7 separate regions of the Homo sapiens genome follow, and regions 2, 3, 4, 5, 6 and 7 are each linked to region 1. A link is a loop called in an ENCODE intact Hi-C map of the cell type or tissue named here. Cell type or tissue: GM12878. All regions are shown on one strand. Links, peaks and the distances in the headings refer to the core of each region. The heading gives the core; the rest is flanking DNA.

Evidence for each region. Peaks named below come from ENCODE experiments on the same cell type or tissue, not always from the same donor. Only the 100,000 strongest peaks of a DNase experiment are listed, where the experiment ranks them.
Region 2: a loop joins it to region 1, with 6 times the contacts of the local background. A loop is called at or near these places in 85 of 110 quality-filtered maps.
Region 3: a loop joins it to region 1, with 5 times the contacts of the local background. A loop is called at or near these places in 24 of 110 quality-filtered maps.
Region 4: a loop joins it to region 1, with 10 times the contacts of the local background. A loop is called at or near these places in 38 of 110 quality-filtered maps.
Region 5: a loop joins it to region 1, with 2.9 times the contacts of the local background. A loop is called at or near these places in 9 of 110 quality-filtered maps.
Region 6: it touches region 1 in a loop (2.9-fold over the local background); 29 of 110 quality-filtered maps call a loop at or near these places.
Region 7: a loop joins it to region 1, with 9 times the contacts of the local background. A loop is called at or near these places in 24 of 110 quality-filtered maps.

The regions. Positions count from the first base shown.
Region 1 is chr1:182,960,762-182,965,265 of GRCh38, reverse strand. No RefSeq gene overlaps it. Among named protein-coding and RNA genes, the nearest start is that of SHCBP1L, 9.8 kb to the right of the region's middle. RefSeq lists an enhancer at 2,398-2,692. In GM12878, for the core only: a CTCF peak has its summit at 2,593; a DNase peak (open chromatin) is centred at 2,475; H3K4me3 peaks cover 422 bases; H3K27ac peaks cover 413 bases.
Region 2 is chr1:183,226,061-183,230,060 of GRCh38, reverse strand. It overlaps LAMC2 (laminin subunit gamma 2), which reads right to left. Exons shown (of 23, transcript NM_005562.3): 9 at 3,145-3,363; 10 at 2,364-2,546; 11 at 1,442-1,687. Among named protein-coding and RNA genes, the nearest start is that of LAMC2, 42 kb to the right of the region's middle. RefSeq lists a silencer at 1,335-1,540. In GM12878, for the core only: a CTCF peak has its summit at 1,901; no DNase peak of the experiment used is centred there.
Region 3 is chr1:183,271,276-183,275,779 of GRCh38, reverse strand. All of the region lies in intron 8 of NMNAT2 (nicotinamide nucleotide adenylyltransferase 2), which reads left to right. Among named protein-coding and RNA genes, the nearest start is that of LAMC2, 87 kb to the right of the region's middle. In GM12878, for the core only: no CTCF peak of the experiment used is centred there; no DNase peak of the experiment used is centred there.
Region 4 is chr1:183,316,361-183,320,864 of GRCh38, reverse strand. All of the region lies in intron 1 of NMNAT2 (nicotinamide nucleotide adenylyltransferase 2), which reads left to right. Among named protein-coding and RNA genes, the nearest start is that of NMNAT2, 100 kb to the left of the region's middle. In GM12878, for the core only: a CTCF peak has its summit at 2,179 (motif pointing right); a DNase peak (open chromatin) is centred at 2,234.
Region 5 is chr1:183,541,130-183,545,633 of GRCh38, reverse strand. It overlaps SMG7 (SMG7 nonsense mediated mRNA decay factor), which reads right to left. Exons shown (of 23, transcript NM_001375584.1): 14 at 3,132-3,558; 15 at 1,137-1,281; 16 at 322-704. Among named protein-coding and RNA genes, the nearest start is that of NCF2, 47 kb to the left of the region's middle. RefSeq lists a silencer at 1,723-1,772. In GM12878, for the core only: a CTCF peak has its summit at 1,842; a DNase peak (open chromatin) is centred at 1,863.
Region 6 is chr1:183,125,543-183,129,542 of GRCh38, reverse strand. It overlaps LAMC1 (laminin subunit gamma 1), which reads right to left. Exons shown (of 28, transcript NM_002293.4): 15 at 3,993-4,000; 16 at 3,281-3,423; 17 at 2,139-2,317; 18 at 793-949. Among named protein-coding and RNA genes, the nearest start is that of LAMC1-AS1, 14 kb to the left of the region's middle. In GM12878, for the core only: no CTCF peak of the experiment used is centred there; no DNase peak of the experiment used is centred there.
Region 7 is chr1:183,279,499-183,284,002 of GRCh38, reverse strand. NMNAT2 (nicotinamide nucleotide adenylyltransferase 2) reads left to right here. Exons shown (of 11, transcript NM_015039.4): 7 at 1-8. Among named protein-coding and RNA genes, the nearest start is that of LAMC2, 95 kb to the right of the region's middle. RefSeq lists enhancers at 2,111-2,170, 3,743-4,504 and a silencer at 2,381-2,430. In GM12878, for the core only: a CTCF peak has its summit at 2,358 (motif pointing left); a DNase peak (open chromatin) is centred at 2,352.

The sequences.
Region 1 (4,504 bases), core at 213-4,212:
GAAGAGCTTGTCTAAGCCTTTCCTTTTCAGGGAAACATTTGCTTTCTCCTGGTATAATGACCCTTTTCTCTTTTCATATAGTTCCACAGGTTTCAAAACTTACACAAAGAGCTACTGTTTGATTCTTTAAAATATATTTTTCTCATTATGAAGGAAATACATGCCAATTGAAAACTTCCTAAAGAAAGAAAACATAGAAATACATAAAGAACCACATAAAAATCTCCTAAAACTCCAGAGATAACTGTTAACATTTTTGTGCATTTTCATTTAGGACGTACAGCTTCATAGTGTGTTTTTTCCTATGTGGTTAGGTGGTGAACATTTTCCCATAATTCTTGAGGGCGACAACTATGTATATCTTGAGCAATGTTATATTTCCAGGGCCCAGAACAGAACCTGGCATATAACAATTAGCACCTAATTAGTAATATCTAATTATTTTATTTAATAAATATTTGTTGAATGAATGAGTGACATATGTTCCTCCAAAACGTTTTAAAAGGCCACATAACTATGAATCTATGAAATAAAATGTAACTGTCAAATCACATTAAGATAGTGCATAACTCACTTTTAGAGGTTTCCCCAGGTGAAGGCAAAGTAGTAACACAAAAAGAGCTCTGGGGCAGGAGTCAGGCAGGCAGCCTCTAGCTTAGAGCAGCCGTTATAGGCGTAACAATACAGGCTCCATTTTACTTCCTAACACTGCGGTTTCTTCACTAGTACTATGAAGGAGTTGACTGAACTGTTTGCTAAGATTCCCTTCGATGTTTACACTATGTCTTTATTTTATTTTATTTTATTTTGAGACAGAGTCTCACTCTGTTGCCCAGGCTGGAGTGCAGTGGTGCAGTCATGGCTCACTGCTGCCTTGACCTCCAGGGCTCAAACTATCCTCCGGCTTCAGCCTTCCGAGCAGCTGGGACTACAGGCACTCGCTGCCACACCTGGCTAATTTCTTTTGTATTTGTAGAGATGGAGTTTCACCATGTTGCCCAGGCTGGTCTCAAACTCTTGGCTCACCCACCTCGGCCTCCCAAAGTGCTGGGACTACAGGTGTGAGCCACCGTACCCAGCCCAAGTGTGTCCTTTTTTAGTCTTTGAAAGAGTGTTCCAGTTTTTTAAAAGATGCAGAAGTAGTATGTAAATATATTTTATTTTAAAACTTTCAAGTAATACAGAATTACATAGGGTAAAATATGAAATTGAAATTCCTCTTTTACAACCACCCCCTTCCCAATACCACTCTCCTCAAAGACTACAACTGGTACAGTTTGGTGTCTGTATGTTCTTCCATCCTTTTTCTATGCTTGAATATATGTCCAAATACAAACGTGTAATTGAAAAGAAACACAAATGGAATCATATGATACGTATTATTCTGAGAATTGCTTCTCTCCCTCCCCTTCTCTACAGTATACCTTTGGGGCCTTTTCTGAGTCAGGGCACCTAGATTGACTTCATTTTGACAATATGAATACATCATTGGTTATTTAACGATTCCACTAGTGCTAGACATGGGCTGTTTCCAGTTTTACACCACTATAAACAATGCTACAATAAATATCCTCGTATTGCATAGCATAGTGGTTAAGAGCAGGGGCGTTGGGATCCATGCATTCGAATCCTGGCTCCACCTCTTCACAGCTGTTACTTAACCTGTCCCTGCCTCAGCTTCCTCATCAATAAAATGGGGATCGCCAGGCTGTTTTTAGAGATAAATTAGTCAACGTATGTAAAGTTCTTGAACTGCACCTACCACAGTAAGTGCTAAATGCTATTATCATTATTATTAAAACTACTATAAATAAAATTTTTGTGTGCATGTGCAGCATTTCGGGGGAACTTATATCTAGAGATGGAATTGCTGGGTTGAAATTATGCACACTTAAAATTTTGAAAGTTTTTTTTTTTTAACAAGATGCCTTCCAATAAGATTTTAACTATTTCTATTTCCATCAACAGTGGTTGAGAGTGTCTGTTGTCTTCTGCCGTTGATACCCCAGTTATTATACATTTTAAGTGTCTGCTCCATTATTAGATATTTATACACTGTTCAAATTGTAGGCTAATTAGCTGATGTTATTCTTAGTGTCTTTTCCTATCAAAATTGAAACCTAAGACTTCTGATAGTTAAGACAAGTTTGGGCCATTGGCTTTTCACCAGGGTAGCTTTAGTCGGAAGTTTTAGGTTGTGTCTTGTCCATACCCAGTACTGCCTCTCCTTAGTGGAGTTCATGTGCCCTTAAACATGTATGGTGATTCTTTCTTTTTTGTGTGGTTTATGTAAAATGAAATTAAAATCATTGTTTACCTCCCAAAGAGCTGAAAACAAAAGCAGAACACAAAACAAGTATCAAGGGGTTAGTACACATTATGAAATGTTGAAGATTTAGCAGAACATCACGTCTGAGGTGAAAGAAGTGTTATATGTTACGGAAATGTGTCCGAGCTTGCCCTTTAGCAAAGTGCTGTGCTGTTGTCTTCTGAGTCAGGACTTAAAGCTATGCCTGGCTGAATGCTTCAGGCTCCACCCAGCCCTTTGGGATTGCGGGGGGGCCCTTCAATAGCCCGAAAGCTCTCTAGTGCTCTCCTCTGGTCAAAATAAGGAGGTACAGGCTTCAAAGAACTGTTGTGTTTCTTACTGCCATTGAGTATTTGTTTCCAAAGTGTTTGTTTGTTTGTTTGTTTAGTTTTTTTGTGGTTTACAAAGTTAATGTCAAAGAGTTGAGGAGGAAAAAAATTAGTGTTCTAAGAGAGAAAAATTATTTGTGAATAAATGGCCGAATGAAGTGTTCATTAATACTTATTTTTTCAATTGAGGAAAACAAAAGGAAAAAGAAATACAATTACATTTCACAGCATCCTGGTGTGCACCTCCAAAATAATACAAACCAAATCTCCACCATACAAAACTTCCAAAATACCTAAATCCCCAGTGTACTTATTTAGTGTTTTCTGACTGATGTGAGCCTTATTTATTCTTACATAGGGAAATATGAAAATAATGTGTTAGTATTAAAGACTTCCTAAAACTGTGTTACTACTAATTTATCTATGTTCTTTATAACTGAACTGTACCCTGGGAATGACTTGGTGATGGAAAAAACTTTCCTTATTTTGCAGCTGTCAAAGTCCAAGATTTTCCTTTTGACCTCCTTCAGATCTTTACTCAAACATCATCTTACGGGTGAGACCTTCCCTCTCTGCTCTGTACAAAAATTATATCCCGGGCCTACTCTCCAAAATGTCCTCATCCCTGCTCTGCCCTATCCATCTCCATATTTTTATCATTCTCCATAGCACCTAACTGTCACATAATGTGCCATAAATTTTATTTCTAAAAATTGAGATATAATTCACATACCATACGGTTCACCCATTTAAGCATACAATTCAATGGTTTCAGTTCTCAGAGTTGGGCAGTCATCATCACAATCAATTATAGTACATTCTCATCACCCCAGAAAGAAATCCTGGGCCCATTAGCAGTCAGCTCCCATTCCTTTTCAAACTCTGCCCCTCTTCCCTGGCAACCCCCAACCCCCAGCCCTAGGCAACCACTAATGTACTTTCTGTCTCTATTGATTTGCCTATTCTGGACATTTTATATAAATGGGATCATATGTTATATGGGTTTCTGTGACCTCATTTTCTGTCATTTAGCATGTTTTCAAGGTTCATCCATGTTGTAGTATGTATCAGCAGTACTTTATTCCTTTTTAAATAGCCAAATAGTATTCTACTGTATGGCTATACCACATTTTATTTATCTGTTTATCAGTTGATTGACATTTAAGTTCTTTCCACTTTATAGCTATTATAAATAATTCTGCTATGGATGTGAATGTACAAGTTTTGGGGTAGATATGTGTTTTTATTTTCTTGACAATTTTACGTAAAAAATCATGTTTATTGTCTGTCTTCAGCACCAGCACCAAATACCATGCCAGCACAGAATAGGTGCTCAATACATATCTGTAAAATAAATGAGCTATTCTCTCTCCTCTGCAGAATCTCAAGCGTGTTGCCAACGAGATTCTTCAGTTTGTTTTAATTTTGGTCCTAACTTTTTACCTAAAGCCAGTTTAGGTGACTCTTTGTAACATGGCTTATGCATATCTCTACAGCCTGAGTTTTTGTCCCAAATTGTCCTCTACTCCTGCTATATTCAGCTACCTAGACCAAGTTCTTCTACCCCTGGATAAAGCCACTAACTACTCTCTCTGCTTAGAATATTTACCTTACTCCATCCCCGCATTCTGTCCCTGCTTTAGGTGCCTATAGTTTCCTTCTCTTTCATAACTCAGCCCACCTGGGAATTTTATCTGCTAACAGAAGTAGAAATTAATTACATTCTTTTTGGGAAACGGCTTGGCAATACTGAGAGCGTTAAAATGTTTCTACATCTTGACTCAGTAATCCCACCTTCCCCTAGAGGAATATCTGAAATATAAGCAAAAGCTTATGCACAAAGATATTCAAAATGGCATAGTTGATG
Region 2 (4,000 bases), core at 1-4,000, 270 kb before region 1:
TTTATAGTGTGCTTTCTTGTATCCACCACTTCGAGTTAAATATTAATCACACATATAAGGAAACTGAGGCTTAGAGGGATTAATTGGCATAATTAGCATAATATAATAGGTATGTTACAAAACTGGACTTGAACTCAGTCCTGTTGGTGTCATATGGGCTTTTCCTCTCATAAGGTGCTTTCTAGCATATCACAGCTAACCCAGAGTTTGGGGTCTGGGCTGGTCTGGCCTAGAATTCCTGAAGGGATTTGTACCACTAAGTAGAAGCCTCAGGTTGCAGAGGTCCTCAAGCACTTCAAGGTGGAGACTCTGGTGTGAGTGGGAGGCTGTGAGCTCCATGCAAACCTCTGGGTCTTCATGAGGAACCAAGAGTCTTCCAACCTGGGTGTCCAGAGTGGCTCTGGACTTTTTTTTTTTTTTTTTTTGAGATGGAGTCTTGCGCTGTTGCCCGGCTGGAGTGCAGTGACATGATCTCGGCTCACTGCAACCTCTGCCTCCTGGGTTCAAGAGATTCTTGTGCCTCGGCCTCCTGAGTAGCTGGGATTACAGGCACCCACCACCACGTCCAGCTAATATTTGTATTTTTAGTAGAGATGGGGTTTCACCATGTTGGCCAGGCTGGTCTTGAACTCACAACCTCAGGTGATCCACCCACCTCAGCTTCCCAAAGTGCTGGGACTGCAGGTGTGAGCCACCATTCCCGGCCCCATTCTGGACTTTATAAACAAAGTTAGGGTAAACAAACTCCTGAGTTCTGGGCACCAAGGTCAGCCTGGGACTGAGGGGTGAGTCTGTGGGGCAGGCCAGCTCCTCTAGAACTGAACTTGCCTCTAAAATATAACATGTGCAAAGATTTGAAAGAAACGCTGGGCAAGAGGACCAGTCTGCACATTCATGCTTTGATCTGCAGCAGGCCTCAGGAATGCTCCACTATAGCTGCTGCTTTGAAGCTGTCTTGTTAGGAGAACTGTTGACTGTTACCTTTCTACACATCAATTACGCTGACTTCCTGAGAGAGTCTCTTAAACTATTTTACAGCCCACTCCCCTTCCCACTTGAGTTTGCTTAGGCTTACTCTCAAGTCATTTATTACTCTCCTACAACAGGTTTGGCAGCCACTTCCCTGCCTCCCTGCCTTGGGATTGGGCATAGGATGTGGCCCCGTGTTACATCCTTTTCCGCGTAGGAATGTAAACCTGACCTTTTTCACTTCTCCCACCCAGCTTTAACCCAGCTCTGTCTTCCAGAGCCTGGCTACAGGGTAAACCTGTCTTAAGGCCTTTGACAGAGGAAGAAAGGCCCAGGGTGCTCACAGGCCAGTTTGGTCAGAGAATCAAAGTAACATCATGATATGAACTGCCATTGTCCCTGCTTAGATGGCAAGCAAGTGCATACGTACACAGGCACGCACAGACACAGCCTGCCTGGGGTGGAGTCCTACCTCGACACTTGTCTGCTGGGTTGGGAGCCAATGGGTCCCCGAAGTAGCCTGCTTTGCACTGGTCGCAGTAGATGCCGGCTGTGTTGTGGATACACTTCAAACACCTGCCTGTCAGCCGGTCACAATTCCCAGAGGCACTGGGGTCCACATTGTTGTTGCATTGACAGGGCTGACAAGGCCTCACTGGGCCATGTTCACCAAAGGGGTCCCCAAAGTAGCCATCAGCACAGAGCTCACAGCGGGCACCTGGGAAGGAACAAATGACCAAGCCTAGGTCGACATCCATCAGGAGGAAGACCAGACGCAGAGGCCTAAAGTTGCGAGTCACCCTCTAGAAGAGCCAGAGAAATGTGCTTCCCTAGGGACCCCAGAACAAAGCCCTCAGGAGCAGGCATGCAAGGCAGGGCTGGCCCTCTCTCTCCATGCCCACTGCAGGTTGCAGAACACAGTAGCGCCACTAGGAGGCTTAACTAGCTGGCTGGGAAAAAGCAGGCAGCTCCACAGAAGTAGTAAGGTTTTGAGCAATACCCCCAAAACTGCTGCTGAAGAATCCATTCTTCTTTCAGATTGACCAGCAGAAGGATGTGACATTTAAGAAGTCACTAAGTTTTCCCTCGTTATCTTAGTTCATTAAGAAACAAACCATGTGCTTGGTCTGAAAATGTCATCTTCTAATGACAAACCTCTCAAAACAGCTTTAGGTGTTTTCTCCCATAATTGCACTCTGCTCTTGCTTAATCCACTTCACCTCTTGGGCATTGCAATATCTTATCTTTAAGATATTATCTTTAGAGTGAGCACATTTGGGTGAACCCGAAGTCATTATAATTTCCTAGGAATTCCTCGGAATGGAAGCTATTTGCACACATTCATGGCATCAGGACAGGAAGAGGCAGGTGGCAGAGCAGACCCATGGCCTTACCGGTGACCCCGGGAGGGCAGTTATTGCACACCACCTCCTCCGTCTCCGGCATCACTGAGCAGCTGAACCCGTTATGACAGGGACATGGCTTGCAGCTGCGGGGGTCGTGCGGATCGTTGTAGAAACCAATTGGGCAGTCAGCACACTCAATGTCAGGATTCTCATCCCCTGAATAACAATCTCCTGGGGGTAGGAGAAGAGTGGAGGGGCAGAGAAGTGAGCAGGGTCAGACAATACATTTCCTTCAACATGGGTCAGAGTGTAGAATGTCAAAGCCTTCCTTTCTGAAGCCTTCCCCAAAGTGCCTGAGCACTGGCATTCACCCCTCCCATAGAACCAAATCTAAACATGGCCAAGACCCTGAATCTCACCCTCACTCCCCTATGCAAAGTAGACACTCACTTCTTTTACTATCCATAACTTAACACTGTTCCCCATGTTCTCTGTGGCCTGACACCATTTGTCGGCACATTCATTTAGACCCGGACTTGTCTTTGATCTCCCCACACAATTCTTGGAACTCGACACCAACTCTTCTACCCAGCACTGAACCATGACGACCATTTCCTGTAACCTGGCACCTTTCTCACAACTTTGTGGCATTTCCACAGTGAAGAGGATTGAGTGTAATAAGGCACCATGTCCATCTTCCCTGACTCCAGCTCTGCTCTCCTTAATCCTTTCCCACCTCTGATGTGAGTTCAGCCATGGTCTTTCTTACACAGCTCTCTCTCTTCCACATGACACCCCAGCCACCTGGTCCAGGTGTCATTTCACTCACCTGTGTCTGGATCACAGGCCCCTCCCCCTTGACAGTTACAAGGAATACAGGTGCCAAAAGGCCCCAGTCTCGCTGAATCTCTCTTGTAGCCAGAAGCACAATCCTGGCAGAATTGCCCCTTGTACCCAACAGGACATATACACTGTTCAACCCAGGGTGCTGGGGCTCCAGAGACAGGGCGGGCTGAAATCAGGGTCACATTGTCAATGTACCCAGTACCTGCAATCGAGAGAACAGGTTAGAAGTTGCAAGTGGTACAGTCTAAAGATCTCAAGTCAGATCTCTCTTGGGATTTTATTTTTCTTAACTCCCTAACAAAGACAGGTGGTGTTCATATATCATGCCATGTAGAGAGGTATGGCAGTCTCCCACTGTGACTGAGCACACAGGCTCTGGGGTCAGAAAACCCAGGGCTTAAATTCTGAATCCACCCTCACTAGCTGTGTAAATTGGGCAAGTCACTTAGCCTCTCCATGACTGTGTTTCATCAACTATAGACAAGAAGTAACGGTGGTATTTATCTCTTATGTCCGTTGTGAAAATTAAATTAGATAATTCATATATTATAATCTATCTGGCATACAGTAAGAGTCAATACATTGTTACACCTTTCTGCTTCCGACTTTATTTACTGCATCAGTGACATGGAAATGGTGCATGCTAGCCACGCTTCCTTTTTAGGTGAGTGAGTGCAGAAAAGCTTAAGGAACTCTTGTTAAATAATTCCAGTTGAGATTAGGAGGACCCAACATGTGAAATTCAAAAAAAAAAAAAAAAGGAATTAATAGAATACATGATGACTCAGACAGGCTAGCATGGAGTATAATCTCAAAAGGAAAAGCTGCTCAAGGAATAA
Region 3 (4,504 bases), core at 313-4,312, 310 kb before region 1:
AATTGCTTGAACCTGGGAGGCAGAGATTGCAGTGAGCTGAGATCACGCCATTGCACTCCAGCCTGGGTGACAGAGCAAGACTCTGTCTAAAAAATAAAATAAATAAAATACGGAAATGCTCATATCCTGGGATCTCCCTCAGTCCTGGGTTAGCCATCCTGGAGTCCCAGGACACCCATCCTAGCTATGCTCAGAGAGTACCACGTCCCAGGCCAGCAGGGACCCCACATCTAGTTTGCCCAGGGTGGTGAGAAATCCAGTCCCCTGCAGAGGCAGCAGAAGGATTTGGGTGAAGCAGACTCCCAAGCTTGCTTCAGAGGGCTTTCTAGAGCCTGGAGCAGACCTGCTTCCCCACCCTGCCAGCCAACTGCTCAGTCCCCTGCCTCAACCCACAGCTGATCTGCGAGGTCCTTAGAATCATTGAGTCTGAGACAGGGAAAAATTTCAAGAAGCTGTTTCCTCACATAATGAGTGTGAATCTCAGTCTATGACAGAGGTGTGCCGGAAATATCATGTTAATGTATTTAAATCAAATTAACATTCCACTCCAAATCCCTATCCCACAGGGTAATTTTAGTCTCAGCCATTATTAATTAGCAGACCTGAAAGGCTCTTGCACACCCCGAACATGAGGACAGGACTTCAATCTCAGTTCACCATGGTCACCACAGACATCTTCCCTGTCCAAGCCTTTGTGGTCCCTTGAAGTCAAAGGTGCCCTGCTCCACACCCACCTGGGGCAGGAACTCCTGGCTGAGTCTGGAGGCCTCGTGCTGGGCCCCATTGTGATCACCAGGCCCGTTCTCCTCTGAGGTTTTGCCCCTAGTGTGCTGCCCAGGAGAGAGGAGGAGTGGGCTCCACAGACCTCTAGCATCTTCCTATTGTAGGGAAAGTTGGTGGGAGGGCAGCAGAACCTGTTCTTTGTTCTTTCTATCCCCAAGTCATCTTCCCTATTTTCTCTCCCCGCTTCAGGACATCTAATGAAATGTCTTTTTTTTCTTTTTTTTTTTTTTAGAGACAAGGTCTCACTATGTTGCCCAGGCTGGTCTCGAACTCCTGAGCCCAAATGATCCTCCCACCTCCGCCTCCCAAAGTGCTAGGATTACAAACCTGAGCCACTGCACTAGGTTCAAAATTTCTTCAATGAGTTTAAAGGCATTGACTTCAGGCCAGGCGTGGTGACTCACGCCTGTAATCCCAGCACTTTGGGAGGCTGAGGCAGGTGGATCACCTGAGGTCAAGAGTTCGAGACCACCCTGGGCAACATGGTGAAACCCCATCTCTACTAAAAATACAAAAAATTAGCCGGGCATGGTGGCGGGCACCTGTAATCCCAGCTACTTGGGAGGCTAAGACAGGAGAATCGCTTGAACCCGGGAGGCAGAGATTGCAGTGAGCAGAGATCGTGCCATTGCACTCCAGCCTGGGTGACAGAGCAAGATTCTGTCTAAATAAATAAATAAATAACAAATAAATAAATAAAGTTATTGACTTCAGAGCATTCTGGTTTTGTCCTGCAAATTCCTCCTGTAAAAGATCTGGCTGTCTGCTAGAAATAGAGCTGGCCAGCCAGGCGCAGTGGCTCACACCTGTAATCCCAGTGCTTTGGGAGTCTGAAGTGGGTGGATCACTTGAGGTCAGGAGTTTGAGACAAGCCTGGCCAACATGGTAAAACCCCATCTCTACTAAAAGTACAAAAATCACCCAGGCGTGGTGGTGCATGCCTGTAATCCCAGCTACTCCGGTGGCTGAGGCAGGGGAATTGCATGAACCCAGGAGATAGAGGTTGCAGTGAGCCAAGATTGTGCCACTGCACTCTAGCCTGAGTGACAAGACTCCAAAAAGCAAAAAAGCAAGAAAGAAGGGAGGGAGGGAGGAAGGGAAGGAAGGAAGGAAGGAAGGAAGGAAGGAAGGAAGGAAGGAAGGAAGGAAGGAAGGGAGGGAGGGAGGGAGGGAAAAGAAAGGAAAGAAAGAGAGAAAGAGAGAGAGGAAGAAAGAAAGAAAGAGGAAGGAAGGAAGGGAGGGAAAAAAGAGAGAAAAAGAAAGAAAGAAAGAGAAAGAAAGAAAAATAGAGCTGGCAGAGGAGGGTGTAGGCAGCACAAAATTACTTAGCACCTCAGTGAATTAGTCCACTGCTCTTATTTGGGGAAGGTTGGATCTCAAGGTCTGGAAAAGGAACATCTTTCAGGAGTGGATACAGAATGAGCCCTGCTTATTGTACTAGCAAGTTCTACCATCTGGGGTTTGCCTGGAAACGCCCATTTTAGGAATTTCAGTTCCTAACCATGAGACTCCTGGAAGCGAGATATGTGAGACCTGCTTCTGTTTCAGGTTTCATTCGTTTGCCCATTCATTCATCCCTTTCTCAGAGCACATTTCTCTTTATTATCGGGTGCCCCGAGTGATACTTGTTGACCACAGACTTTGCTTGGAGACCATGAGGCCAAAACCCTGAAATCTGCTGTTAAAAGAATAACTTCAGCTGAATTACATTTAAAAGAGTTTAATTGAGCAATGAACAATTCACGAATCAGGCGGCATCCCATGCCAGAGTAGGCTCTCAGACTCCAGCGCAGCCATGTGGTAGAAGTTTTATGGACAGAAAAAGGAAGGTGATGTACAGAAAATGGAAGTGAAGTACAGAAACAGTCTTATTTGAACACAGTTCGAACAGCTGGCTACATTGATTGGCCAAAACTTGGTAATTGGCACAAATGTAAGCTAAAGCCTGTTTACACCTCCACTTGTTATAGTTCACCATGTACACAGAGAAATCTTTAGGCCGAACTTAAAATATGCAGGGAGGCAGCTTTAGGCTAAACTTGATTTAACACTGCCCATGACTGGGGACAGAAGGGCAGGAGGGAGATCAAAGCTTTTTCTAGGAAATGTCCTAGGCCCCGGCCCCGCACTCCAGCCTCTCATATCTTCTCCAAATATCTTCAGAAACAAGGCAGGAGGGATGCCACTGGTTCAAATGGGTCTGGGGAGAAAGCCTGAAGGGGCTGTGGAGCAGCCCGGCCTCCAGCCAGGCTGGAACCGGCTGAGACCGTCTGTTGGACAGCAGGACTGACAAGGCCTCCTCCAGCACCAACACACACTCTCTACTGAGTCAGTTTTGCTCTTTCTTTCACTTTGGATTCTTGAACCAAAGCTCTCCATCCAGAAATCTAATTATATGACTAATGGGATGACCCCATCCCCACCCCAAACACATCCCTTGTGGCATTTCCCATTAGGCACAAAGATCCATTAGCCCACAGCAAATTCTGACCCTCTCTGACCAGTGACACACCCTTCCCCTTACATTCCATGGAGAAAAAATTCCATACATAGTCATCGAGTTTCTCTCAAGTGTAATAGAACAGAGTGGCTGTATGGGAAATCAAGATCCAGACTTCTGGACCAGCCTCGGAGATCAGAACCCAGCTCCTGCCACCCCACTGCATTCCCGAGTTCTTTATTGGAGAACTAGTCTCTCCCAGGAGACCTGCTCCTTTGCTTTGCTGCATCCTGACACCAGCATCAATGCAGGCATCCAGGCATGGATCAGGGACTGTGGGAAGCCAAGGCCAGAGGCTACAGGGTCAACCATGGGCAGATTTGTGAAGCAGAAGGCATTTGCACTCACTCCTCTCCCCAAAACAAAACCCGTTGTGTAGGGATCCGATGCTGCCAGCTGCTTTGTCCATCACTGTGCCCAGCAGGCAAATTAATTCTGATTCAAGGCCAGGTGTGGTGGCTCATGCTTGCAATCCCAGCATTTTGGGAAGCTGAGGCAGGTGGATCACCTAAGGTCAGGAGTTCAAAACCAGCCTGGCCAACATGGTGAAACCCCATCTCTACTACAAATACAAAAATTACCTAGGCGTGGTGGCAGGCTCCTGTAATCCCAGCTACTCAGGAGGCTGAGGCAGGAGAATTGCTTGAACCCGGGAGGTGCAGGTTGCAGGGAGCCGAGAGAGCGCCACTGCACTCCAACCTGGGTGACAAGAGTGAAACACCATCTCAAAAAAAAAAGAAAAAAATAATTCTGATTCAAGCATTCCTTTCTTCAATCAATCTTTCAACAAATGCTTATTAAGTGCCCAGGATAAACGTAGCATGTATTTATCCTTGAGGCACTTGCAGTCTAAAAGTATCTTACTTTTCATTATAATATTTCTTTATACTATATTAACTATAACATGTGAAAAGTTTAGAAGAGTTCCTGAACCTAGTAAACATTCCATAAATGTTGGCCGTTATTCACTTATTTTAAAATATTTATTGAGCACCCAGCCATGTGAGAAAACAAAGTAGACAAAGTACCTGACCGTGCACTTTGCTTTCTGTGGGAGGGGGTGGCCCTTGAGCTGGGCTTTGAATTGTGAGCAGGACTGGGTTAAGTAGGTGGAAAGAGAAGAGCTTTTTAAGGAGGGAAGAGGATATAAAAGATTCGGTGGGGGGAACAAGACCTTTGGGGAGATGGTTCTGGTTGGTTGAAATAGGTGGATCCTGGTAT
Region 4 (4,504 bases), core at 209-4,208, 360 kb before region 1:
CCTTTTGGCAACAGCAGGACAGAGGCAGTTCCACTGTTTGGTAAGGAAAGAAACAAAGAACTGTGACCTGCTTGGCTCCTAGTTTCTTTATCTGTAAAATGAAGAGGTTAGGACAGATGACTTTAGATCAACTTCTGTGAATGTTGGTGTAACCCAGGTAAAACATAGCTGTCTCGTGACCCAGTCCTAACATCATGATGTACTCAGAGAAACAACTGTCAGGTATCCAAAAAGTAATTCACAAAGAAATTTTATTTATTCTTGAGATGGAGTCTCGCTCTGTCGCCCAGGCTGGAGTGCAGTTGATCTTGGCTCACTACAACCTCTGCCTCCTGGGTTTAAGCGATTCTCCTGCCTCAGCCTCCCGAGTAGCTGGCATTACAGGCACCCGCCACCACACCTGGCTCATTTTTTGTATTTTTAGTAGAGACAGGGGTTTCACCACGTTGGCCAGGCTGGTCTTGAACTCCTGACCTCAGGGCGATCTGCCCACCTTGGCCTCCCAAAGTGCTGGGATTACAGGCGTGAGCCACCGTGCCTGGCCAGAAATTTTAATCTCTGCCAAAATCTCTCAAAGAATACCAAAAGGATGTTCAACTCAAACTAGAGCAGCACTTCAAAAACTTTATCTTTCTCTGTATATTTCACATATACTACCTCTGAAATACTATCACCTCTCTCCTCATTCCTAACAATTCTCTCTAAGCCCAGAAGATTCTCATCTTGTTTCTCCTCTCATCTCATCCTCAGGATCTATTTATTTCTCCTTCATCAGGAACTCAGAGTTAATTTTTAGAGGAAATCAATTCACCTTGTCTGGTTTCACTCAGTTCGCTCCTTTCCCTTTACCCTAGTTCAGCCAGAGAGACAGCAGCTATCCCAGAATTCCCCGCCATGGGCAGAGAAGGGGAGAGGCTGTTAATAGTGGTGAATAAATGACTTTCCTACCATAATGAGATAAGTCCAGAAAAACGGGAATGAGAGGATGGGAACTGCAGATGCTCAAAGACACGGCAGATCATGGAAAACTCCCTCCCAGGGTCATCTTAAGTTGCATCCCACTCTCAACCCCACAGCTATGGAAGTTCCCCAATTTCTGACTCTTGTCAGATGGAGGAGGAATATCCTGCCGGTTTCCCTGCTGAGGACACATAGAATAGTGGAAACCAAAAAATAAAGGAAGAGAGAAAGAGAGAGGGGAAGAGAGAGAGAGAGGCAGAGGAGAAGAAGGAAAGAAGGAAGAAAGGAAGGAGGGAAGAAACCAAGGATGGCACTGTCACCATGGCAAGTGGAAGCTGAAGGCAGGCCTGGCCTTGGCCAGAGGCGCTGCTGAGAAGGGAAGGATGACCAAGAGTGTCCCAGCCTGCTTGTGACTCTCCTGCTGCCTCTGAGAGAGCTGGCTCAACCTCGAGAACATTGGGGCAGTTCTTGGGTTTTCTAAACAGTGGCATATATCATCTCACTTAAACTTTACAACTGCTTGGAAATGTAGGCACTGTGCTGAAGTGATCTTTTTATAAGTCATTCTCTGGTGTTTATAAGTCTGACTGGTGTGTAAATGCCTCCAGGGCAGGACTTTCATTTTCTAAATTCTTGTATTCCTGGCACTCAGCACGGGTACACAGTAGGTGCTCGATGTTGGCAGAATGGAAGTAACCGGAGCAGATTTTTTGGGGTGAGTCAACTGAGCCCCCAGCCAGTTTCCAGTGGAGTCAGGACTGGGCTCAGCAATCTTGACTTCTACTTCAGCATAGCTTCTGCTGCAGCACAGTGGTAGGTAGTGTGTATGTGGGGGTATGGGGCATGCACACGCCTGTGTCCCCACAAGACAGTAGCATTGCAATGAGGAGAATGCAGGGGCTCTGAGTCCCTATATGATTCCCATTTCTGCCCTTATAAGCAAGTCCTTAACTTCTCATCTATAAATTGTGCTTAATGATACCACCTCCAATAGAGCTGATGTGATGATTCAATAAATAATAACAACAAAATAATGATGTTAAAAATCCATAGCTGGCTTGTACTTCTTTGCCCTTGGCTCTTTCCTGCCCCAGGCTCCCAGGCCCCAAACCTCTGCTCCTGTATCGGATTTTAGGGAGTTCAGCAAAGGTAGAAGTAGAGGTCAGCAGTTTGGGACTTGTTTGATGTGTGTCTCTACAAGCTCTCAGCAGATGGAGCCCGTGGCCTCTGGCTCAAGGCAGGAAGGACTGAGGGTTTTTCCCAGGGAGAGCAGGGTTGTGCAATGATTCTGTCCTGGCCTCCCTAAACCCTCCCTTCTCAGTTCTAGAAACTCTCTGCCCTCAGAAATTCCTCCCCCATCGTCCTGTTTGGGGGATTTCCTTTCTCAAGGCAAACACAATGAATCTCTCTCTGGTTTTGGAAATCCAAAACTGGCCAGGAAAAAATCTTGCAGAGCTGCCCTGACTTCCGAGCACAGAACTCAAGTCATTCCTCCCCACCTGTGGGCCATCACCTCCGCAGTCCCTCTCCTCCCATCCCAAAGACAGAGCCCCATTTCCTCATCTGGCCTGGACTTTTTCTCTAACAGACTGTAGCCTGCAGACAGGCAAGAGGACTTCAGGCTGGGGCACAGAAGTCCCAGTGACACAAAAGTGAGAGGAGGTCTTAGGATCCAGGGCTCAGGCCATGTCACTGGGGTCCCAGGGCCTGCTGGGGAGGTGAGGCAGAGACTTCGCTAGCCTAGGCCGGATGTCTGGGAGTCGAAGCCCAATTTCCCACTGTGTCAGTGGAACTCAGAGCTTCCATAGGGCCATGAGCTTACCTCTGCCCTTAGAATAACTGTTTGTGAAGGCTATAGAACAGTGCCCAGAACATAATAGACACTCAGACGTTTTGGCTATTACAGCTCCTTTAACACTGTATTGTGTTTGTCTGTTTGTGTATTTGTGTCTCACAGTGGGTGCACCACCTGTGACTCTAGTGCTCAGCATAGAATCCAGCCCATAGTGGATGCTAATTTAAATATTTTTTTCTTTTGGACACTGGTCAAGAATCTTTGAATAGCCCCTGTCATTAATCTGGGTAGAAGCCTTTCCCTCTGCTAGTGTCAAAAGCCCTGGGGTTAATAGACTTGGGTGGGGGTTCATGAATCCACTTCCAGCCCTTGGGGTTATCTTAGGCAGTCTCTGGGCCTTCACTTCTTGGCCAGTAAAATGAGAGGAAAACAGAGTCAACTCTAAAAGTCTTCTCGGCTTCCAAAGACTGGCAAGAGGTGACTTGATTGTAGGTGATGAGGGAGTGGGTAAGAGAGTACATAGAAATCCATGGGTCAAGGCCAGGCATGGTGGCTCATGCCTATAATCCCAGCACTTTGGGAGGTTCAGGCAGGAGGATAGCTGGAGCCCAGCAGTTCCAGACCAGCCTGGGCAACATGGTGGTGAGACCTCATCTCCACACACACAAAAAATATTTTAAATTAGCTGAACATGGTGGCTGAATGCCAGCTACTTGAGAGGCTGAGGCAAGAGGATCGCTTGAGCCCAGCAGGATCACTTGAGCCAGGAGGTAGCCACTGTACTTCAGCCTGGGTGACAGACCCTGTCTCAAAAAAGGAAAAAGAAAAAATCCATCAGTCAGGCTCAGGGTATGCTGGAGGATGTGGGCTGAAATACGGGGGGATGAAACTGAGCCTACTTTCTGGGATAAAACGGCTGACCAGCCAGGCCCACCCCACTCTGAGGCTGCCACTTTTGAGGTATGACCCGACGGTTCCCATTTAGAAGAGTCTACTCCACTTTGACACAGGTTACTGGAATTCCCATTTTAGAGACATTCTTCTGGGGAGAGACATTGGGGGCTCTTATTAAAATGTATGTGGATCAGGTAACATTTATCAAATGTGCACAGGTCTAGTGATTAGTAGTGTCTGACTACTAGGTAACAACTAGCTGAGGGCATGGGGGATGGAGATCTGGAACACAGGCATGCCAAGGATGCTGACTTAGAGTCCCAAAATGCAGGACCGGAGGAAAACACCTCAATTTCTATAAGTGGAAAGAAGGGGAATCAGATAAAGGGTTATTTCCAACACATTTTACCTAGTGAATAATATTCCCTATGGCAAGCTCTGCTTACGTTCACTTACCCAATGAATCAATGTTTGCTGAGTATCAACAATATAGAAGGAGCCCTGGTAAGGGCTGTGGGGGAGGAGCTGAGGAAGGCAGCAAGCTGGATGAGACACAGTGCCTGCCCTCCAGAGGGAAGTAAAGTGCCCAGTCCCTCAGGCCCCCGTGCCTGGACAGCTCAGGGGACCGAGGTGCCTGGTGGGGGGCTGGCGAGCCCTGGCTCTGCAGCTGGTACTGCAGCAGCCCAGGAAGAAATCCAGGGCTGCCGTTTGACTCAGCATCTGATCTCCACAGACATGAAAGAAAATGGGTCAGAAAGAATGTGTATGGGGAGGTGAGGGGGCATGGATTTTGCTCTCTTTTCAAGCTGGAGGGCCTGCAGGAGACAGAGGGGCCAGCCCTCTCCTCTTAGCTCC
Region 5 (4,504 bases), core at 220-4,219, 580 kb before region 1:
CACCTCATCAAGACTGTGATTCTATTTCCCTAGTAGTTTATGTTCCTATAGGAGAATTATTTGCAGAAAATCCATTTTCAATAAAATGGACACTTAGTAGCAGCCAAGAATGGTACTTAAGATCTAGTATTTTATCCTTTACAAGAGTAAGGAAAACATTTGAACTTTCATAAACAGTAGAGACAATACTTTTGTTTTCCCATAATCACTATAAATCTAAGCAAGAAGTATGTCAAAGTTTAATGAGCATTTCTAACATTGAATCTTTCAGCATTTCCCCTTATTTCATTCAGCTGGATAGTACACACAACTGTAACTTACCTGCTGGAATCCAGAGTGGTGAGGCGGGCTTTTCCCCAAAGCCGGCACAGCTTTTGTAGGGGATTGTTGTTGCTGAGTTAGAGCTTGAACCTGCAGCTGGCTTGTAGACTGTGCTGTTGGCTGAGCTGGTAAAGATGTAAGGGGTTGCTGGGAAGGTGGCTGTGATTGTTGAGGTCCCTGGTTCATTGGCCCTGGTCCAGAGGGCCGTTGCTGGCTGTAAGGAATGTGGGACTGTTTCCCAGCTTGCACCTGGTTTCCTGCTGGAGAGTGAGCTGTAGGCTGAAGAAAGGTTCCTGGGACAGAAACACCAGCTGGGAAGGTGTAACCTGAGCCCATAGAAAATGCCACAGGCGGGGGGATAACATATGTTGGGGGCGGAAACCCTTCAAAACAGAAGAACACAGCTTTAGTTTTAAGGAAACAGCAAAAAATTGCAAAAAAAGTCATTTTTTTTTTAACAGGTAGGTAGAGGGAGTCTTCTAACACATCACAAAAGAGATTAGTCATGTTGTCAATCTTTAACTTGATTTGAAGAACTAAAAATAGACTTGATATTTTTCCTCTATCCACTGAAGTAATCAGTGTTCTGTGAGTAGCTTCTGTATTTAGTGATAGGATTTCCTTCATAATAACAAACATGCACTTGTATGTACACTACACACAAACAGTTCAAAAATAATTTTATAAGTATTAGGGAAAATAGAACTTTTTATGGCTTAGTAACATTACTCCAACAGAAAACACATTTCTCAGTGACTGAATAGAAATTCTTGCACAGAAAAGATTAAGTAGAAGAAATTACAAAACATATTTACCTGGCCTGCTGGGAAGAGGAGGGAAGGCTCCAGGGTGATGAATGGGGATGAACTGGGAGTTACTTGCTTGAGTTGGGGTTTGAGTTACAGGTGTTTTTCTGGCTTCAGACACTGGAGTCTTTCTTAGTTCTGTCTGGGATTTTACCTGTAACCAATAGAAGCAAAACTATCTATAATAAATTGAAACTCAAATGTGCTAGAAAGAAGACCCTACTCCTAAGAAAGTATTTAAAACCTCATTAGATCAAAAAGTACATGCTGAAGATATTTAAATTCACCTAAGTTAAAAATGGAAAATCAAAGCAAATTATTTAATAGCCAATAAAAGATAATTTTACTATCTTAGTTTTACTAATTATTTTGCTTTCCCATGATCACAAAAATCCAAAAATGTAAAGGACCTTAGAGCCCATTTGTTTTACAAATGAGATGCCTGATGCTAACAAGTTGAAAAAAACTTGTCTATGACTTTAAGTTGCTTGTTCTGGGGCCCAGGGTTCTCTATACTCTAATTCATTAAACGACATACATGAATTATGAACTAATAATGACTATTAACCCATAGGTGAGTTATTTTGGCCCTCAGTTTGATTTCATCTGGGTAGCCATATGTGCAGTCAGGCATCCACCTTCCACCCTGCAACTTTACCACCCTTCAGAATAAATAAGGATACTTTCAGCAGTAAGGAACAGGCCCTGAGATCCTATAGATGGAGCCAGAGAGTAGATGTCATATGCACTGCTCAAAGTTGAGCAAAATGAGGGAACATGAGTAGCATTTATAGAAAACCCAGGACGAGGTACAGAGTGTGGTGATATGTTTACTCTTTCTTTCTTTAATCATTTATAGGTGATTTGAGATGGATGAGAAACCAAAAAAGGAGATTGTATTTTCAGTCTGGACCTTATTGTGAGCAGTTACAGAGAATGGAGGAAAGGTAAACAGAAAATGCTGGACTCATTATCTCTAAAACTCGGATCCTTTGGCTTTCTAGTTCATTTTTTTTTTTCTTGCCTTTCCCTAGCATCTCTCTCTCTCCCCTATGTCTTAATTTCTACCTTGTCTTTCTGTTTCTCTCCTTGCTATAATGTTAAAATGGAACTATTATTTTCTTATTTCTCTTTCTCAAAAAAATTAGAGAAATACTTCAAAGGTACTATTTATTTGTAAGCAGCCTTCAACAATGTAAAGTTTCTCATGCAAACACATACATTTGCTAAAATGTGTTAACAACTCACATGGCTGCTTAAGTATTTATTCAAACATTAATAGTATTAATAAAACCATCACAGAATAAAGGCCCTTTTCTGTTTACATGAAACCATCTTTTCTATTTGGGAAAATATATTAATAAAAAGAAAGTCACAAATAACTGAGCAGTGCTTATCTTTTCCCAGCAAGAAACCTGGGTTCTTCCTTTATAAATTCCCAGGATCCAGGATAAGATTAAAGTGATATTAATACCAATAGCCGGGACAAGTATAATTGTCAATAAAAAAGTCTCATATTTTTCCAAGAAAAAAAATACACACACACACACACACACACACACACACACACACACACACATATATATATATTATAGTGAATCTAAAAAAAAAAACTGCATAAGCCTTAATATACTCTTGGTTCTACTGGATCTACAGAAGACCCCAAATCTCCACTATAGCATTGACAAATGGTAGTTATATCTTCTAAATAAAATATAATCCTGTGTGAAACTGACAACTCTGCAACTAATCCTTTCAAACTGCTTAAATTGGTGAAGACTGACGAAAGTGTCAAATCAGGCTGAGATTTTTTTTTCACTCACAATTCCCAAGAATTGAAAAAGTAACCATCTATCACAGCTCTTTATATAACCTTACTATGCAATTAAATAATGCATTTAAACTTCCAGGACGGCCAATTCTCATGGCTTTAGAACAAAATGAAAAATCTTGCCTTTTGTGTGAGCCTTCCTCTACCTGCTTTATAGTTCAAATACAGCTTACCTGCACTGCCACATTCTGCTTTCCTGTTTCCTGTAACTTTTCTAAGGTGCATTTCTTGGTTTCAGTTTTCCTCTTGTTGTTGTCCTTCTTTCCATCATTCTTAGTTACAGTTATTCCTTTGCTATAGTCCCTTCTCACCTCTTTGGGAGGAAAACTTCTTCCTTGGTCTCTGTTCACTTCTCGTGTCTTAATGTTTTCTTTGAAGGTAACCACTGGCTTCTCTCCTGTGTCACAGTTGTTGCTTAAATTTCGGCTTGTAGATAGCACTGATTTTAGCCCTGGGCTCCCATCTGCAGCCAGCGACTCTATCACAGATGTTTCTTGCAGAATGAGGTTCTCTTTGGCTTCACTGGGGTCTTCCAGTATTAATTCTGGGATTTCTGTGATAAACAACAATTTCCCTACCTCATTTTCACACTGAATCAGCCTAAAAAAGCAAAAATAAATCCATATATAAAAAACATTAACTTAAAAAATAACAACTGAATTGTGTGTGGATCCAAGTCAATATATTCCTAGCACTAATAACCATGAAAACAGCAGGATATAACAATGTGGATTCAGGTAACACAAAAAGTAGTTATGTAGAAACTGAGGTTCTCATTATCACACTTAACATCGTCACAACCTATCCCTCTGGCTCTTTCAACGTTTGCTAGAATTTACATTTTCTGAGCATGCTTCAAGTGCAAGACACTGGTCTAGGGCCCTTGATATGTCCTATAAGGTAGCTATATATAATTCCTATTCTATAGATGTGAAAATTGAAGCTTGGAGGTGGTAAGTTCATTCAAACATGGAAGCATTTAACTACCTACTGTATGACAGAAACCTGAATACAAAAATGAGGAAGTAGTTAGTGACTTTGGAAAGGTTATAATCTACTGGGGAGATCCCAAGGACACCCACTTGAGAAGCTGCGGAACTCGAAACGGAACTCAAACCAATGGAATTACAAAACCTGCGTTCTTTTCCCTACACTAACGACCACATCTGCTTTGTACTTAACTGGCTACTAGCACGATCTTGGTCTGTCCTGCCTGAAACTGACTACCATGCCCAGGCCAATACAAATTACCATGACTGTGAAAGTACAGTTCAGTTAGATTTACAGAGATATTTATAAATTAGAGCAGAAACTCACGATAAACAAGAAAGACCTCTGTAATACACAATAGGGAGAACAGAGATTCTAAATAAAGAGTATACTTACTCACTAGGGTTATAATTAGATGTTGTGCTACCAACATGTCGATTTAAGAGTTCATGATTGACAATATTTATACCAAAGCCTAAAATACGTAACATATGAGATGTGTGTGTGTGCGCGCGCGTGTGCGCGCATGTGTTTATCTAAAAAGGTGGTTAAAAAG
Region 6 (4,000 bases), core at 1-4,000, 160 kb before region 1:
ACCAATGAAGATGAATACAGGTTTGGAAAAAACCAACTTGGAACTTGGCTACCAAATGTATGTGCAGAGGTGACATTCTACAAACTCTTGCCTAACTATATATGGTGGTCCTGCTTGGAAGGTTACTCAATTATTTGATAATGTAAAAATTTTTTGGCTGGGCGCAGTGGCTCAAGCCTGTAATCCCAGCACTTTGGGAGGCTGAGGTGGGCAAATCACGAGGTCAGGAGATCGAGACCATCCTGGCTAACACGGTGAACCGCCATCTCTACTCAAAATACAAAAAAATTACCCCGGGCATGGTGGGCATGTGCCTGTAGTCCCAGGTACTTGGGAGGCTGAGGCAGGAGAATCACTTGAACCCAGGAGGTGGAGGTTGCAGTGAGCCAAGATCGCGCCACTGCACTCCAGCCTGGGCAACAGAGTGATTGTGGCTCAAAAAAAAAAAAAAAAAAAAAAAGCTTATGAAGACGCATGCCTTTAATGATTTTTAAAACTATTTTAATATTTTAAGACACCTTGTAATAGAACAGATTCATAAAATGCTTGAAATTTGAATATCGAATAGTTTTTTATTTGTTGGAAAATCACCCTATGCTTACTGTAGCTTAAAGCAGTAAATTTGTCAGGTTGCTTTTTGAATTAGTGTTTAAAAAATGAAATGATTTATAATCTATGAGTAGTTTAAAAACTGAGAAAGAATTTTATAAAACTATACTAACCTTGCTTTAGGAGCCACATCTAAAGATTGGTCCATCTCACAGAAGTCATGCACTGTTCAATCATGCGTACCTTTGACATCCTGGGCCTCACGAAGGAGGTCCATAACTTCCCTCTCTGCTTCCTTTAGTCTATCCTCGAAGGCTTGATCTGTCACCATCTCATCCCCAGTTCCAAGGTTTGCTATGAGACTCTCTAATTCCTGGAGCTTCACTCTATGATCAGCAACCTAAACATAAAGAAGAAAGAAAAGGGAAAGGTAGGACACACAAGTATTCCTGAAGAACTCAATCACACTTCCTGCAGGAATCATGGGCACTCCATGAATATGTAGTTCTTTTTTTTTTTTTTTAATTATTATTATACTTTAAGTTTTAGGATACATGTGCACAACATGCAGGTTTGTTACATATGTATACATGTGCCATGTTGGTGTGCTGCATGAATATGTAGTTCTATCCACTCCATGCATGTCTACTTCTGAAGAGAAGACGTGGCTAGTTTATTTTTCCAGCTTCAAAAAAAACCTTCAGAGCTGTTCCTTTGACTTTAAAGACTGTATGCTGATGAGTCTTAAGCTCTGACCTCTCCCTTGAGTGTCAGATTACCTTCGTGATACCTCCACTCAGCTCTCTGATAGGTATCTCAAACTTAACATCCAAAATTATACCTCTTACCTCTATTCTCTCTGAGGAATCTCCATCTCAGTAAATAAGGCCTCCAGCTACCTTAAGCAAAAAACCCAAGACACATCCTTATTCTTCTCTTTTCCTATCCTGTCCCCAAACACGCATATTTATCCAATCCAATTGAGGCTTCCCATTAAGCCCCATTCCTAACCATCATTCTTCACACATCAGTCAAGAGTGCTCCTCTTAAAATATAATCTGGATTTCCCAGATTTTAAGAGTTTCTTCAATGCATTCTTATTGGATTTGGGATAAAATCTAAACTTCTTACTATGGTCATCATGTTCCCATATAACCTGTCCGTACCAACCTCTCCCGTCTTAAAAAACAGAACACACCCTCTGCACTCAGCAGGCTCCAGCCACTCTCCAGCTTTCAGGCCTCTGTATACCAGGTTCCTTCTGCCTGGAACAAACCTACCATTACTTTTCACTCGGCTCATTCCTTTGTATCCATCAGATCTCACCTTAGATGAATTCTGTAGAGAGGCCTTACATAAAGTAGTTTCCCCCAGTTATTCTCCATTTGTATTCTTCCTGGCACTTATCTCAGTGTTTGTTTTGTTTATTTATTTATTTTTTATTATTTGCCTCCCAACTGGAACATAAGTCTTTAAGAACAGGGACCACATCTACCTTGTTCACCACTTTTTCTATAGAGATTAGTGCACAGTAAGTTGCCACTCAACGTCTGCTGGATGAATGAATGAATGCACTATTGACAGCTTACCTTATCCTTTACCAGCCGGTAACAAGCTGGACATTCCTGGCAGCCAGGCCAAGACCGATTGTAGAAATAGTTTTCTTCACACTGGTCACAGCGATTTCCCACAAAGCCTTCTCTGCATTCACAGCGACCATCATCTTTGCACTGAAGTGAAAGAGATCCCTCAGGATGACAGTCACAGGCTGCAGAATAAGGAGAAAATAATACATAATTAGCAAAAGAAGGAAGAGTATATCTCTTAATTCAGACTGATAACAATAAGCTGACTATAAGCTGACTATACTGTCATAATTTTTTTGAAAAACAGGACTATTTATGAGATCTTAAATGGCTAAGTCTGTTTAGCAGAGAAAACTGACATTTTTAAAAGTCAAAATGAGCTTTAAAGTAAAACGTGCAACCTTTGGGACACACTTCAGGTTACTTAGCAATTAGAGAAGTTATGAAACTATCAGTGCTCGTTTCATGCACTTCAAGGATTCATCTCTACCTTCAATTCTCCACTGTTTAATATTTCTCTAAGGAACTAGAAAACCCAAATGCTAATGCTTCTTTTGCATTATCTTATAGTTTGTTTATTCACTGTGTTCTCTGAACTGAGTCAATTACTTATGCTACATTCCACAGGAGAAATGAAGGAATTCAGAAAGCAAAAGCCAATCTGTTCTGAGGCCCAATTCCAGGCAAGTGTTTATGCCAAGGAGAAGCAGATGTTTACACGTAATCATACCAAAAGGGCCCCAAGGGTGGGAAGCAACTACAGCAAGTCAACAAACATGTTGTGAACAGAATCCTCCACTATTTCATTATCTGCACTAAGAATGCAATCAATAAAGAAGTTTCATGAACCACAGTGGGAAAGCTCAGTAATCAAAGGAAGACTTCCTTGGAAAAAATAAAAGATTGGAAAAAGGAAGCATCAGAAACGTTGTAAAAGAAAACATACAAAGAAACCAGAGAAGGCTTTGATCTGCAGAGTTTTAGAAATGGATAATATTCTTCAAATAAAGCATCTACGATGACTTAGGTACAGCCCTGACTATGAGTCAAGTGGCTAGACTGAGGCTGTCAAAGTCCTTTCTGGCCTTAAGACACTAACTGGAATTAGTGGAAGCTTAGAGTTGTATGCCACCAACACCCCTTACGTTTGCAGCCTTCAGGTCCAAACCCAAAGTGGTTGACCTCACAGCGCTCACAGTGCTGACCAGTGATGCCGGGCTGGCACTCACACTGGCCGGTGCGGATGTCACACTGCCCATTGGTGGAGCCCAAGGCATGGCAGTCACACCTGAAAATGAACACAGGACATTTCTCAGGCAAGAAAAACAGACTTTAAGCACAACTTTTTTTTTTTTTTAGTATAGCACTGATGTAATTTGTAACTTGTATCAGAAAACTGAATGGTAAGGGTTACTAAGATGGAATGTTAAGGGTTATTAAGCCCCTAAGGTTCAAGTAATTTTCATGAGTGCTATTCAGAACCTCTTTTCCTAACTTAACTGCTACCAGTGCTCTCCAGCCTGGGACTGTATGGACACTAAGTAGCAGCTTTGAAAACAGAAGTTCCCAGGCTGCAACCCTGAAGGGTCTGATTCTAAGTGCCTCAGAAAGGACCCGGCAATTTGTGCTTTTAAAAGGTTGCTCAGGTGATTCTGGCACAGCTGGGGCCACTGTGCTCCACTCCTTTCTTTCATTAGCTTTATTACAATTCTCCAGCACTGCCCCTGAAGGATGCCTTGCCTACATTAGGCGCTCCAGTAATTTCTGAACAGTCAATTATTAAATGTACTTATAAAAATTCATTTTTTATAACAGAAAAAGCAAAGATTACTTTCACCAAAGGCACCTATGTCTCACCTCTCACA
Region 7 (4,504 bases), core at 191-4,190, 320 kb before region 1:
AGAGATTGGTGAGTGGGACTGCGAAAGTGCGGAAAATGGGGACATTTGGAGCTCCCTGCCTTCACGACAGGCAACATGGGGAGCAGAGAGGCTTGAAAACCCAGGGACTGTTTTGCAGCAGGGTCTCCTCTCGGAAGAGGGATCGTTCCCAGGCTAAGATTGCATTCGTAGTTAGCTCCCTTTAACATCTCTTAACTGGACTCCAGCCAACTCCCAAGAGATAGGACTGGATCATTTGGTGATTTTTCCTTCAGAGCCTCCACTCCCTCCTCTAAAAAACATGAAAGTTGAGCTTTGGCACCAGCTGGAAAGACCCTTCTTTTGGGCACAGACACTGCACACAAATGAGGCAGAAGAGCACCCCGGCCTTCCTCATTCAGTGCTTGTAGATGAAGAAACAGAGAGGGGACTGAAAGCCACCTCCACACCTCCCTTGCAGCCTTGGGCAGAGGCTAAGGCACTTCACTGTCTGTGTGAGGGCTGCCTGCCCAACCCAATACCAGAGCAGGCCAGGGCAGGCCCGAGCCGGTGGAGGGCGGTTACACAGCTGTCAGGGTGGGAAGAAGTTGATGACCCCTACAAGCAAATTGAGAAGCAGATAGGAACACTGAAATCTTCCCAGGGTTTCAGAATGGTGGGAGACGCAGGTGTCTGAAGCTGGGGAAAGGGCAGGGAGACACCAGAATAGAGCTGGAGCTGGCACAGGTACCAGGGGACAAGAAGGGTCAGTGACATCAGGAATGCCTGGAGCTCTAGGGCAAGGCAGCCTGGTGTCCACACCCTCAATCTTCAACTTCCAGCTGAAAAGATCCTCCAAGCATCCCTTCCTGGTACTTTTCTGTCCAAGGACTGGAAGTCAGGGCTCCCACTGCAATCCTGAGAGGCAGGGTTTGTCCTGAGCACTTGGTTCACACAGACCCGGCAGATGTGATGTCATTTCAAGGGGCTTCTCTGGGTCTCATCCTCTCATCTGAGGTGCAGTGGTGTCCCTGAATTGGCTCAGGTGGTTTCCTACAACCATTTGTAAAGTTTTCAGGAATTTTGTGAACCAGTTTTAAATAGAGCCATTACTAAAAATTAAGTTATATTAACTTAAAATTAAATTTAATTAAAAACAAAAGGAATGAATACTCAAAACTCCTCACTTCTTGATTATTTTACTAATTTTAATATCCTTTATTGACCAGCAAGTCACTCTCTGAAGGCCACAGGAAGGAGCACCCGCCTTCCTGGTTGCTCCCCAAAACAGGCAGGAGCATTTGGCTCTAGGTTCTCCAGACCCAGAACACCCAACAGGCAAGGATGGGAGGGAAGGTGCCTGGGCTGGGCTGAAAGCTCCTGCACTCCACTTCCCTGCAGTTCCAGCCTGGTCACCACCTGCTGCCTTCCCACGCAGTCTCCTTGGCCAGCAGAGCTCAGCCTTAGGACTTCTCATTGTATTCCAGTGTATTTCTCTTTCCTTAGTCCAGAGATGTATTGTGGCAAGCTTGAGCCATGGCCTTGCTTGCCTTCCTAGCGCCTGGGGCAGGTGGATCAGGCACTCCTCATCCTGACTCAAGGAGTCCCCTCCAGGAGAGGACAGTGGTGATCAGTATTGCACAGCGTACTGCTGTGTTCACTTCCATTAGCTCACGGCTACCTCGGGAGGGGCAGGGGCCTCTGCTTACTCTTCTTGCTCCATAGCAGTTCTGGAGTTATGGTGAGCCAGCCGCCAGGGACCAAAAATGCTGCTGGGGAGTGACCTCTCACCTCTGGCTTCCCTGAGGCTCTGCCTGTCCCCTTCCACATCCCCTGTGCTCGCTGAGAGGGAGGGTCTACCTGCATGTGATGGAGAAAGGACAGTGTGGGGTAGAGAATGGAGAACACTTAGGTTCCGAGAAAGGACAGCTCAGCAGCCACAGCTGTCAGATTGGGCTCAGGTCCTGGCATGGTCCAGGTGGTGGCTGCATGCAGTGGAAACTGGGATGGGCTGCAGGGCCCGGGCTTCACATAGCCCGGATTCCTGGGAGGGGAGTGTGGACAGAGAGTGTGCATTCTGGCTCGTGGCCCTGGATCAGCGTGACCTGGGGAAGGAGGCTAGCCCAGAGGAGCTGGAAGGGAGCTCGCTGCCTCCCGACTCCTGCGCTGTGTGAGGCGCTGGGGCTCACGTGTCCCCTTTTTTAATATTTCCTTCCACACTAAATGAGGAGGAAAAGCCATTTTCTCCTAGCTCCATTAGCGTCTGTTGACCCTATTTACATGCTCCTAACAGCTGACTGCTCCTCCAGGGCTGCCCTAGACCACAGGCTGTTGGGCTGGAAACTTGCCTTAGCCTCATAGGACAAACTGGGAGAAGTCACTGCTGCCCTCCAGTGGCCATATGTGGGATCTCAAGCCCTGCTGGGGCCGCTTGTCTGACTTAAATGTTTGCACTGGTCCTGCAAGAAAGGGTGGCAGAGACCGTACTCTTGAACTCTTTGTGCTTTGGCTTAAAACATAAAAGTCCCATATTATATTTGGTTGGGATAGTGTGTCCCTGGCTTGGGAATAGGAAAGAGATTTATTTTCATGGCTGTAAGCAGGGATTTTTAACCTTGGCACTAATTGACATTTGGGAACAGATGTGTTGGGGAGGGGGGCTTCCCTGTGCATTGTAGGATGTTTAGCAGCACTCCTAGCCTCCACCCACTAGATGCCAGTAGCATGCCACCCTCTCCCTCCAGTCCTGACATCCAAAAATGTCCAGACATTGCCCAATGTCCCCTGGCAATTGCAAAATTGCCCTCAGTTGAGAACCAGTGATGAGAGAAAGCTGAGGGCCAGCACATTCCCTGTTGACATGACCATCTAATTCAGGGCTGTCCAATCTTTTGGCTTCCCTGGGCAACATTGGAAGAGGAAGAATTATCTTGGACCACACATAAAATACACTAACACTAGGCTGGGCGCGGTGACTCAAGCCTATAATCCCAGCACTTTGGGAGGCCGAGGCTGGCGGGTCACCTGAGGTTGGGAGTTCAAGACCACCCTGACCAACATGGAGAAACCCCATCTCTACTAAAAATACAAAATTAGCCGGGTGTGGTGGCACATGTCTGTAATCCCAGCTGCTCAGGAGGCTGAGGCAGGAGAATTGCTTGAACCCAGGAGGCGGAGGTTGCGGTGAGCCGGAGATCACGCCATTGCACTCCAGCCTGGGCAACAAGAGCGAAACTCCATCTCAAAAAAAAAAAAAAAAAAAAAAAAAATACACTAACACTAACAATAGCTGATGAGCAAAAAAAAAGAAAAAAAGTCGCCAAAAAAAAATCTCATAATGTTTTAAGAAAGTTTACATGCCGAGTGTAGTGGCTCATGCCTGTAATTCCAGCACTTTGGGAGGCCACGGTGGGCAGATCACTTGAGGTCAGGAGTTTGAGAACTGCCTGGCCAACATGGTGAAACCCCCTCTCTACTAAAAATACAAAAATTAGCCAGGTGTGGTGGCAGGCACCTGTAATCCCAGCTACTTGGGAGGCTGAGGCAAGAGAATTGCTTGAACCTGAAAGGCGGAGGTTGCAGTGAGCCAAGATCGTGTCACTGCACTCCAGCTTGGGTGACAGAGGGAGATTCTATCTCCAAAAAAAGAAAAAAAAAAGGAAGTTTACGAATTTATGTTAGACTGCATTCAAAGCCACCCTGGGCCACATGTGGCCTATGTGCCTTGGGTTGGACAAGCTTGATCTAACTGAACTTATAGGCAGTCAGAATTACAGAGACGTGCCCTTTCAACAGAGAACTGACCTAGAACCCTGGGTGGCTCCAAGTGGGCCTGAGGAACAACAGAATCCGAGAAATAAGCCTAGTCTGGCTCCTGTCAGCAATACCAAGTGTGGTTCCTCTCCACAGTTGGGGAGTTGGGCCAGAAATCCTATGGCGCAACGCAGAGGCGCCACTGACTCAGGCAAACATTCTCCCCAGTGACCCCATGCTGCAAGAGCAGAGGCCACGATAGTCACCACAGCCCTCCCAGATTGCCCGGAAGGCAGCCTGCAGGATCTCTGTTGTCAGCTCATCTGTTGCCTTACCCATTCAACATGCCTGAGCACCTACTGTATGCCAGTGACTCTGCCAGACCCTGGGGCTGTAAAGATAAAGGAAAATCCCTGCACACAAACAGATCATTAGACTAAGGTATGTTAGAGAGGAGAGAAGACAGGATGCAGGAATATTTCATAGTTACAATCCAGTCCTCAGTGGGGCTCCCTTACGTGGGAAGGCTGCCCTGACCCTGGGACCATGAGATGCTGGCATTGCCCACCATTGGCCCAGTAGCCTCCCCCCTGCTTCAGGAGTCCCACCTAGAGACTCATTCCACAGCAGGGGACAGCTTACCACCTGAAAGCCTTCGTCAGGTCCCAGAACTAGCCACAGGGTCTAAGGCAGGCAGGGCTGCCCGCAGCTTCTCTGTCTCTCGCCTGGGCCTCAGGGCCCCAGGGCCTGTGCTGGCAGCTGTCTCTGGAAGGCTGGTGGTGCCCTCAGTGCA